Regions from separate parts of the Homo sapiens genome. Here region 1 is linked to region 2. The links are chromatin contacts, found by Hi-C in ENCODE. All regions are on one chromosome and are shown on one strand. Each heading gives the region's core, a stretch centred on a gene start or an enhancer-like site at or near the end of the contact. The rest is flanking DNA. Distances are from core to core; before and after follow the strand shown. Region 1 overlaps LINC00446 (long intergenic non-protein coding RNA 446). Region 2 holds the start of OBI1 (ORC ubiquitin ligase 1).

Region 1 (5,294 bases), core at 1,884-4,383, 640 kb after region 2:
CTTTTCTTCTCTTTCTAAACACCTCCTTCTAGGTAATCTCAACCTGACCCCCAGTTTTAAATACAAGTATATACTGTGACTATACTATATAGTTCTGATTCCTTTTCTGAATTCTATTCCACCTTCTTAAGATGTCCACCTGGATATTTATAAGGTATATAATCCTTCACTCTTATTTTCCACATACCCTAAAGCTGCTCTCAGCCTTCTCCAAACCAGTAATTGGCAATGCCATCAACCTAACTTTTTAAGCCAAAAGCATGAGTCATTCTCAATTTCTGTCTTTCTCTTCCTCTCATCAGAATTCCATCAGCAAGTCTTATCTATGCTATCTCTAAAATATGTTTCAAAACCATATTTCTACTTCTCAATAATAGAATTACATTATCACTATTTTGCAACTGCTAATTTAGAGATCTGAGTGATGATTATCAACAATTGTTAACATCCCAAAAAGAGACACTCAGATATTGTGTACCTCCTGATGGAAGGACATTTGGCAAAGAAAAGAAAAAAAAAATAAACCTGAAGCCAATTAAACGTTTAGCTCTAACTTGTTACAGAAGACACAGGGGATAGAGGAACACATGAAATGACACCCTTATGATGCAATTAGGTAAGTCCAAATTGACAAACACTCTTAATGAAGCCACACAAATTCTTTAATGAATAAGTTACAAGGAAAAGAAAATAACAAGAGAGACATAAATGTCACATCAACCAAATGCAATATATGAACATAAGGACCTTGACTCAAATAAATCATTAAAAAGTCATAAGACAAAGAAATTTGAACACTGACAGGATATTTGATAACACTAGGGGAGGGGGAATAGCAGATGAAGAGAGGATAGAACAATTCATATCTTACTAGCATAAATAAAAGATAAATATTTAAGGTGAGGTGCATTCCAATTACCGTGATTTGACCTTTAGACATAATATGAATGTATCAAAATATCACATTTACCCTTAAAATATGTACATCTATTATGTATCAATAAAAAAACATACATACATAAAATTAGACACATTAGCAGTAAAGTTGTACTTGATAAAAGTTGTTATGATTAAAATCTAACAGAAGGACTGAAAAAAAGGTAAGGATTATTGTCCATGTTTAGGCATAAATTAGTATTGTATTCAAAATATAAATCCTTGTCTATTAAACATTTATATTGTAATATTTATGGATGAAATGATATAACATTTTATATTTGCTGCAAAATAATCTGGAAAAGTTGGTGAGCTATATAAGAAACAAAACTGGCAACGAGTTGATAATGGTCAAATGTGGGTGATGGGTGTGTCAGAGTTTATTTTACGATTTTTTTCTAAATTTGTATGCATTTGACATTTTCTTTAATAAAAAGGTCTTTAAGACATTCACTTCTTGCCAGTTCCACTATTGCTGCCTCATCAGTGCCACCATCCTCTCTTACCTGTGAGGCATATGAGAGCGCCCCTCTGGGTACTCCCTTTACCCATGGTAGCCTCCTTTAATCCATCCTCTTCATAACAGTCAGAGTGATCATTTAAAACTCAAATCAGCCAGGTGTGGTGGCTCACGCCTGTAATCCCAGCATTTTGGGAGGCCAAGGTGGGTGGATCACCTGAGGTCAGGAGTTCGAGACCAGCCTGGCCAACATGGTGAAACTCTGTCTCTACTAAGAATACTAAAATTAGCTGGGCATGGTGGCGTGTGCTTGTAATCCCAGCTACCTAGGAGACTAAGGCAGGAGAATCGCTCGAACTCAGGAGGTGGAGGTTGCAGTGAGCCAAGATTGCACCACTGCACTCCAGCCTGGGCAACAAGAGAGAAACTCCGTCAAAAACAACAACAACAACAAACTTAAATCATATCCCATCTTCTTCACCTTGTCTCCTTTAATGACCTTCCCCACACTTCTCATTCAACTGAAATAAAATCTAAACCCCTGACCCACAAGGTCCTTTGTAATCTGGACCCTGAACGTCTCTTCAGACTCATCCTACGTGTCTCTTCCTGATACTCTTGCCACCCGGAGATTCTTTCTGTCTCTCAAACATGCAAGCTATTCCCTTCTCAGGGCCTTTGTCCAAGCAATTCCCTCTAGCTGAAAGACTCTTCCCTGAGCCCTCTGAAGGGCCTGCTTCTTCCTGTTCTGGTTTCAGGGAGGCCTTTCCTGGTACTGCTAAGAAAAATGAGCCATTCTGTCATTGTCCATCACACAAGTCTGTTTCTTTGCTATTCTTTTATCACTGATATTTAGGTAGCCAGTTTGTTCATCTATTTTTACCCACTAAAATATAAGTCTTATTTGCACAAAAAAGAGGGCCTTTTTCTATGATGTCCCCTGTACCTAGAGCTGCCACTCAACAAATATTATTTGAATAAATCAATGAATTAATTTATACAAGATCTAAGTTTCTGTTTCAGTTCTACATTTGTGTGAGTCTTGTTTTAGTTAGTATGTGACCAGGAAGACTATACAGAAGAGTTCAGCTCTCCTCTTGTAGGCCTGTGACTTTGGGAATTAGCTTCTCCACGCCTCTGCCTATTTCTCTGTAAAAGGAGACTTCTACTAGATTATGAACGTTAAATCAAATTTTATTCTTCATCTACCTATATTCCAAGTACCCCTTTCTATTGTCAATAGTACTTAACACATTTTAAATTACATGTGTATTTATATTTATTTAAGTTATATACATTATATAATTAATATCTACCTCATCCTAGCTGTGAGAGCAAGGACCATATTTGTTTTCACTTGCTGTTGTATCCTAGTCAGTATCACAGTAATTGGCACATTCTAAGCTCAGTACTCATATATAGAATAAGGGAATAAGTGAGTAAGTGTTTACCTATACTACGCCCACTATATAACAATTCCTCAATAAAGAGTACTTTTGTTATAATGGAAATGGTGGCAGTTCTCTTAGCATTCACCCAAAGGATCAGGTGAATTAGGCCATACAACCAGATCTTTGAAATGGTCATGAATCTCAAATGCCCTTGTTGCAGGCAAAGAATTGGATGATAGGTTTCCCACACACCCACTGTAATCTCTGGTGCCAACACTCTTGGTTTGACAGCTGAATTCTCACTTCCTTCGTCTCTGAGCCTGCCATGATCATCTAAGTCAGCTGGCCTGTGTGGCTCACTGCTTTCACTTCCTGTTTGCTTACTCATTATTAAACCATTTCCTGACTTCTATGTTTTACCTCAGCCTGGGAACCTAAAAATGACTTTTCTTTGATTATTACCTGGCTTTCTAGGGCTTAAAATCCTGCCCTAAACTCTTAAGTGCACTACAGCTTTCTGACAAGAATAAAATAATGAAATAGAGTAGTAGAAACGAATACAATCCTCTTCTTTTATAGAATAAAATAGTAAGGAATGCTTCCTGGTACCTAACATATTTGGTTAGATTACAATATCACATTGCTATATTTCATAAAAGCATTTTATTTATACTGCCTATTAAGTGCATTGGCATCAAAATGTATTTTTTATTGTACCTAACTGGATTTGTGTTTAAACTTTTTTTGCCCCCATCCACCTTAGATTGGCCCTTACTAAATATATTTTTTTAAATGAACCAATTTTCTCAAGCCCATTTTGTATTTTGTTTCTGATTTCTAGAATATTGGCACTGTCACTTAGCATATTTTCTCTCAATTATAATTTCTATTACTTTCATTCATTGAAATGACTATGAGTTTGACCAGTATGTCTGTCTAAATTTGGAGAAGATCAATTATGTTAAATATATCAAATATTTGAAAATGGGATTAAAGAATCTTTCAATAACAGTAAAATGTTCTCTCTCTTGAAATAGATCTGAATTTGCCTACTATCAGAGACTTAAATGTAGAATAGACAAAACATAAGAAAAATTATTTAAGGAATATTTATTTATTACCTACAAGGACTAGGTTAACTGATACAGGATATGCTTTTTTAGTTTTACTTTGTGATTTTATGATTCTTATTTATAGTGTCTCTAGGACTTTCTATCTGGATACAATTCATTTAATTGCATCCAAGTTATTATCCTATTTAACACACAGGAGTTTTCATACTAATGTAGCATACTGATTTAACATTCCTTTTAAATACCATTTCATAATCTTAACTTTATTTCTAGAAAGTTGATAAAATATCTTAAAGCTGGGTTATGTACATGTCCCACTCAAAATTTATATAGAAGGCACAAGAAATAGCTTCATTCACTGCAGAACAATTTTGACATCTTTGATAAGAAAGCAAGAAGCCAAACTGCACGCTGGGATCATCTATCTTGAAAACAGTCCATGTTTTCACCCAGAGTCATCTGCAAAGACGCACAGACAGCTGCAGACCCGTCCTGCCCAGAGACGAGCCTTCCACAGAATCCTGATGAGGCTGCTGCCTGTAGTCCGTGGGGTAATGGCTGACCTCTGACCCTGCCTGACAGCCAGCACTTTTGTCATCTTTCTGTGCAACAAGTCAAATTAGGCTATAATTGCTGCACAGACAATGGGCTGTAATTACACATTCACGTCCCAGAGTCTGGTAGGAGGGAGATGATTGCGGCTGGAAGTGGACAAGGAGAAGTCAAAAAGTCAAAAGACAAACCACTTTTTGATACTTTTCTCCAAAGTGTGGCTATACTGTGGACTCCTCAAAGAGGAGAAAGAATCAAACGACACCGGAGAGCAACCACTCTCATTCAAAATACCATAAAGACATTAATTTCATGGACTTTAGTAGGTGTGATACACCAAAGGTTATGTGACTAATAAATAAAAGCAAGGACAACTATGGTTCCCACGACTATGGTTCTCTGCAACAACTACTTTGTTTTTGCTATTCAATTTTTTAATTCTGGGAGTTATTCATTAGGGTGAGCCAAAGTTATTTTTAAAAAAATTTAAGCCCAATTTTTAAATATGCAAAACATTTACAGTAGCAAATTAAGTAGACTGAACAGCTTAAAAACACCCATAAAAGCAGATCTGCCTTTGCTGCCTTTGAGACCATCTGCAAAATTATTGGCACCTTTCACCATCCCTATCCAAAGTTGTGGATCTACCAGGAAAGTTATAGTTTTCTCAGGAATGAGATAACTTGTATTTGTTTCTGACATTTCTTTTCTGACATTTGCTTTTCCAGCATCTTCTTTTTTTTTTTTTTTTTTTTTTTTGAGACGGAGTCTTGCTCTGTCGCCCAGGCCGGACTGCGGACTGCAGTGGCGCAATCTCGGCTCACTGCAAGCTCCGCTTCCCGGGTTCACGCCATTCTCCTGCCTCAGCCTCCCGAGTAGCTG
Region 2 (6,167 bases), core at 1,035-3,534:
GTATGTTATGCTATGACCTTGTTTGTGCTTATGTATACAGTAATAGATGAATTAGTATGTTTTAAGGATATGTTCTAGAATGTTAATAGTGATTTCTACACTGGATACAGAGGTGAGGCAGAAATATGGAGGAACTTTTACTTATTTTATATACTTTTTAATGGCTTGTTTTTCTTAAAATGAGCATGTGTTATTTTTATAATTCTCAAAAAGCAATAGAATCTTCCATTTTGAGATTAAAAACAAGTAAAGAAATTGTTTAAAATAAAACAGCCTGAGTTTATTATAAAGGTAGGCTGTAGCAAATGAGAATATTACTATTTGTGGAACAGTAACCTATTACAGACATTAGATAAATTGGATGCAATCCCTGACCTCAAGAAACATAGCCTGTTGTGGGGACAAACACATCACCAACTATAATACAATGTCATCAGCACAGAAATGGCTGTATGGACTGTGCACTGAAACACTGAGAAGCTGTGACAATGGTATGAAATGTGGAAAGAGATGTTAGAGATAGTCTAAATTTTAATACTTTACTTAAAATGCAGGATATGATTTTTAAAATTATCTTTGTGACTACATATTGACACCCATCAACAAGATGATTTACAAGGAAATGAACTTGCCCCATTAAGTAATGGGAAATGTTTTGAAAAGAAATGTCTTTACAATAGAATACTATTGAGCCATAAAAAATAATAAAATCCTGTCATTTGCAACGGCATGGTTGAACCTGGAGGACGCTGTGTTGAGTGAAACAAGCCAGACACAGAAAGACAATTACCACATGATCTCACATGTACAATCTAATAAAGTTGATCTCACAGAAGTAGAGTGCAGAATAGTGCTCACGGCTGTAATCCCAGCACTGTCGGTAGGTCAAGGAGGGGGGATCCATTGAGCCCAGGAGCTCAAGACCAGCCTGGGCAACATGGGGAAACCACTCCCCGACCCTCGAGGCAGGCGGATCACTTGAGGTCAGGAGTTGGAGACCAGCCTGACCAACAGGGTGAAACTCCGTCTTTACTAAAAATACAAAAATTAGCCAAGCATGGTGGCGCATGACTGTAATCCCAGCTACTCGGGAGGCTGGCTGAGGCAGGCGGATGGGATCGCTTGAGCCTGGGAGGTCGCTGTGTTGGCACCTAGTGGTGACAGAGCTAGACCCTATCTCAAAAAACAAAACAAAAGTTGCCAGAAGCCATGGAGCTACCGTTTAGGTAGGAAGTTGTTGGGGGCAGGGATTTCCGCTGAAGCAGCCCAGGTCCAGAACCCCTTTCTCTTAACCATGAGGCTGCTTCTTGAAGTCATACTGCGTCTTTTTCACAAAGATTAGTAAAAGTTGTCCCGATGGTCTTGTCTTTAAATCTCTCAACTCACAGATTTTACTTGTTAGCGTAATTTATCACATCAGCTCTTCCTCGCTTCAAGTAAGTTGCAGATAAATTCCAAATTTGTTATACTGCATTTAAGATAAATTTAGGAACTTTTAGGTTTTTTTCTTTTTTGTTGGTAGGAAACGCAACTTATAACCTCACAAATTCTCCCTTGGGGTTCAACAACACAGCGGTACATTTCATATGCAACCATGCACCTGAAATGAAGACGTGAAAACGTTAATCTCCTTTTGGTGGAAAACCCAGAGAAGCCCACAGTAAAAATGTATTTTCAGGGAAAGCTGCGATTAAATGTATCAGGATCGTCTCGGACACAGATAAGGAGACAATCACTGTTTTCTTAAGTGAATTATTGTGCCCTCTGGAAGCACATTATATTGAGTGGAAAGAGAACTGACAGAGGTGGAAAGCTGTTTTGAAAAAAATTGAAACGTGTAGATAATGTCTTTTCTCTATGTTTTGATTACGCTGTGTTGGCGGATGTGTGGGGTTTAATAATTAGGCGAAAAACTCTCCATCCTTCACCCCATCCAATCCCCGAAAACAATTTGGGGATTTAAAAAATCGCCTTTCCGTATCTTCCTCTTCTGTCTCCACTATTCCGCTTTCCTTTAGATTTTCCAAGATCCTCGATACTTGTAGTAAACTACCTTCCTACACATTCGCAGGAATCTTGCAGCTCCCTAATCAGTGAATTTTCTTTCTTTCTTTCTTTCTTTCTTTTTTTTTTTTTTTTTTTTAATGAAAGGAAAACGCCTTGGAGATCGCGCGTTTCGAAAGCGCGTTTTCGTTTTCTCTCCTGGGCGGGTTATGGCCCTACCGGGGCGCCGTAGCCGGCCCGCGCGTGCCCAGTCTTGGCGAAGAGTAGCGGTAGGTCGGCGGGACTTCCGTGTTGGCGGGATTCTGAACGCTGCCATGGCTCAGACCGTGCAGAATGTTACATTGTCGCTCACTCTGCCCATCACGTGCCACATTTGCTTGGGGAAGGTAATGGGTGATTGTGGGCACAGCTACAAAACGGGGTTGGATAAGTCGCTCGCCGGGGCCGAGGGCCGTCTCGTGCGGGGGCGGGGAAGGGGCGTGAGGCGCGGAGATGGGAGAAAACGCTAACCCGCGTTCTTGATGGGAGGCCGCGTCCTGGGAGATGGGGGTAGCGCACCGTGATTAATGGATTCATCTGGGCGCCTTTCGGAGGAGGGTGACAGCGGCCCGTGGTCTGCCGGGAGGGCGGCGAGACGGCCCTGCCACCGCCCGCGGCCTCACACTGGCAAGACACCGGCCTCGAAGGAGGCCCCATCAGAAACGCATCGCAGGGATATTTAACTTCCCTCTGCAGCCTCGCGTGGCGTGTAGTGAAGCCCATTAAAACACATTTCCTGGGAGCCTCACCTCGGGCTTCTTAGTCCTCTGTAACTAGTGTTCATCCTCTGGGGCCTACGGTGCTGTGTATTGAGTCTTTTCCATTTCCAAGACCTTTTGCCTTTATCCTGGCCTTGAGGATGACCTTTGCTCTGAATTCCTAATTTGAAAAGTAAATAGTAAGTGCTCCTGGAGGGTATTAGAATAAGAGGTGTGGCTTTTAACTCCAAGAATGGGTCAGTCAGGAGATAGAATACTCTCTCTTTGTGATGCAAGAGGTGCCTAGTGTGTTTGTGAAACAAGGTAGGGAAAGTGGTTCTGAATTAGAAACGGAGCTTTGAATATTCTAATGCATTCCTCTCCTCTTTCATTTCCATTTGTGCCTCACTTTCGGTGTTTTAAAGAGCATTTCTTTACCGAATAGATAAAGAAGGGGAAAGATAAACCACCAACTTTTTTCCACCCTGAATTATTTTTACGTCTGTGGTGTGTCAGGGTGTGTGTTTACCCCCCAGCGCAGACTGAGCCGTAGACTCAGATTTGAGAAATACAAACTTCTAGAGCAAGCATTTGAGTGCCGGCCAATACGATCTGCCTGGGGTGTTTGAAGTTCTGTGTGAATTTACTGGATTCAAAAAGTAGAAGAAAGTCAGCATTGGAAGCAACTGATAATTCTGGATAGCAGTCAGAATGAAATGCCAATGAAATAGCAAATGTGCTGGGAGATCATGGATTGGGGATGGCTTGATCAATTTGGAGAGATCAAGGATGGCCTCATCGAGGATGGTGTTTGAGCTGGCATTGAGCTATTACTTACTGCCTGCACGGCTAGGGGGAGGGAAGAAGCGATGTTTCTATTTGCCACAGTCTACATTTGGCTCCTGACATAAAGTTCCTGGAAATATGTGTTAAATTCTGAGTTAATTTCCTCCAACACTGGCTTTAAAGGCTGATAAAAATATTCTTGGGAAGTATTTTGTACACATTATATATAGTTTCCATTAGTTATAGGCTGTCTTTTGCAATTGTATTGACAGTGTTCTGTTTGATTTACCAAACCTATACTTTTTGTATTTAACGAGAGTGATACCTCATAGAATATAGTGATTTGCAGACTACAGAGTGCTTTTGTATGCATATATTATTTTGTTTACTCTTCACACCAATGCTTTAAGATAGGGCTGGTTTTTCCATTTTTAAAATAAGAATATTAAAGCTTAGAGTCTGTGGTTGAACCTCTATACTATCATTTGTGTCTTCAGAATACTAAGACTTTGAGTCTTCATAGTTGAACCTCTATCATTATTACCATTTGTCTTCAGATTACTTCGTAAAACCCTCACCTAAGTTCATCCATGACATCAGGCATTTTTAGTGTTTTTTTTTTCCTGTATTGGTTAACTTTATTCTGAAATAAAAATCAGATAATAAAAATAAAAAGATTAAGACTTTTGTCTTAATCTTATGTGCCAGACTTTATGCTAAACTTTGCACATGCTTCATTTAATCTTCTGAAAACAGAAAGGATGGGGAGTTGATGTTATTACCATATTTCTACTGTTACAGATAAGGAAACAGGCTCAAAAAGGTTAAGCCAGGCGCGGTGGCTCACGCCTGTAATCCCAGCACTTTGGGAGGCCGAGGCGGGCAGATCGCCTGAGGTCAGGAGTTTGAGACCAGCATGGCCAATATGGTGAAACCCCATCGCTACTAAAAATACAAAATTTGCTGGGTGTGGTGGCAGGCGCCTGTAATCCCAGTTGAGGCAGGAGAATTGCTTGAACCTGGGAGGCGGAGGTTGTAGTGAGCTGAGATCGCGCCATTGCACTCCAGCCTGGGCAACAAGAGTGAGACTTTGTCTCAAAAAAAAAAAAAAAAAAAAAATTAAAAATAAAAGAAAATTAATTAATTAAGGATTTTTAAACAGGCTCCTCCCCCCCCCCCCCCAGGTACCATGGAAGCAGAAAGGATATGTGACTGAGGGCCTGAGTTCTACATTCAGGCTAGCCGGGTTCTAATCTAATCTACCACTTACCACTCATACAACCTTTTACAAGTTACTTAACTTTTTTTCTTTTTTTTTTCTTTTTTTCTGAGACGGAGTTTCGCTCTTGTTGCCCGGGCTGGAGAGCAATGGCGCGATCTCGGCTCACCGCAACCTCCGCCTCCCGGGTTCAAGCAATTCTCCTGCCTCAGCCTCCTGAGTAGCTGGGATTACAGGCATGCGCCACCACGCCCGGCAAATTTTGTATTTTTGGTAGAGACGGGGTTTCTCCATGTTGGTCAGGCTGGTCTTGAACTCCCGAACTAGGTGATCTGCCCGCCTCGGCCTCCCAAAGTGCTGGGATTACAAGCGTGAGCCACCACTCCCAGCTTAAGTTACTTAACTCTTTTGAGCCTGTTTCCTTATCTGTAACAGTAAAAATATGGTAATAACATCAACTCCCCATCCTTTCAGTTTTCAGAAGATTAAACAAAGCATGTGCAAAGTTTAGCATAAAGTCTGGCACATAATGTTTAATAACTGTTAGCTTTTACTATAGCCATTGAGGCCAGCCCTCAAACTGAGGAAACCAGCCTTTTCCAGTAATTGTTCTTCCCAGTTGCTTTGTGAGGCTGGAGCACTTCAAAATGAAGATTTGCATTCCCAACCAAATGAGACCTGTTTGTTCTGGAAATTGCCACAGTACATCCAGAATTTTCAGCTGGTTCCATGTCTCTTTTCTTTTTTATAGTGAAAGCAAATTCAGTATGATTGTGCTGCTCACCCTCCTACACGTATTATACTGTGAGATACTAAAACTGGCGTGTCCTCAGGTTCGCTTCTGCTTCCCTGACATAGAGCATCTCTGGCCACTTCTAAGAATGTTCCTAAGGTCCTTCGTGCCTAGCTCTTTTTTAAAGATAATTGTTCTTGTGCTACTGTTACCATATGTCCCCAGATCTCACAGTCAGCATCTTCTCTTTTGATTATTCAACAGAATTAAGGACCATTATCCCTGGAGGGTCACAAGGTGGATACCATGAAGGGGGAGAGATGAGGGCAGGGCATTAAATCTGAAGAGATAGATGCCAGTGGGGATGGAGAGGAAGGAGAGAGAGCCCAGGTATTCACCTGTTAATGCTTTGTCTTTGCACTTAAAATTGGAAAATTTACACCTCTGTCTCTACTTCAGTTTTAAAGGTGAATTTTCTCTACCCAATAATGTTTTTAGTTACTTTGCCAATATTGTAAGTAAGAGCTCTATGTGGCCTGAAGAAGTTAGGTACCATCCCATGGGATGATTTACGCATAACATATTTTCTTACCTATTCTTCCCTGTTTTTTTTTTGTTTGTTTGTTTCTTAAACTAGTGGGCCAGCAAGCAGAAATGTAGTAATGATCTATCCCAGAGTATCTGTTAA

Evidence for each region. A loop is a pair of places that touch in the nucleus more often than their neighbours do. Pooled maps may share reads with other maps.
Region 1: a map of endothelial cell of umbilical vein shows a loop between it and region 2 (2.4-fold over the local background). The contact joins the enhancer-like site here to the promoter of OBI1 in region 2. A Hi-C loop is called at or near these places in 3 of 168 maps with a recorded cell type or tissue (CD4-positive, alpha-beta memory T cell, endothelial cell of umbilical vein and naive thymus-derived CD4-positive, alpha-beta T cell), 3 of 37 single-sample maps with no recorded cell type and 12 of 50 pooled maps.

What each region holds. Positions count from the first base shown.
Region 1 is chr13:78,020,195-78,025,488 of GRCh38, reverse strand. All of the region lies in intron 2 of LINC00446 (long intergenic non-protein coding RNA 446), which reads right to left. Among named protein-coding and RNA genes, the nearest start is that of LINC00446, 10 kb to the right of the region's middle. Within about 2 kb of position 3,133, at least 10 of the 41 ENCODE cell types and tissues checked have a DNase peak (open chromatin) inside an H3K27ac peak, as active enhancers do; they include endothelial cell of umbilical vein, where a contact is called at or near this core.
Region 2 is chr13:78,655,272-78,661,438 of GRCh38, reverse strand. It overlaps OBI1 (ORC ubiquitin ligase 1), which reads left to right and starts at 2,284. Exons shown (of 6, transcript NM_024546.4): 1 at 2,284-2,390. The coding sequence starts at 2,319. RefSeq lists enhancers at 2,926-3,005, 2,916-3,876.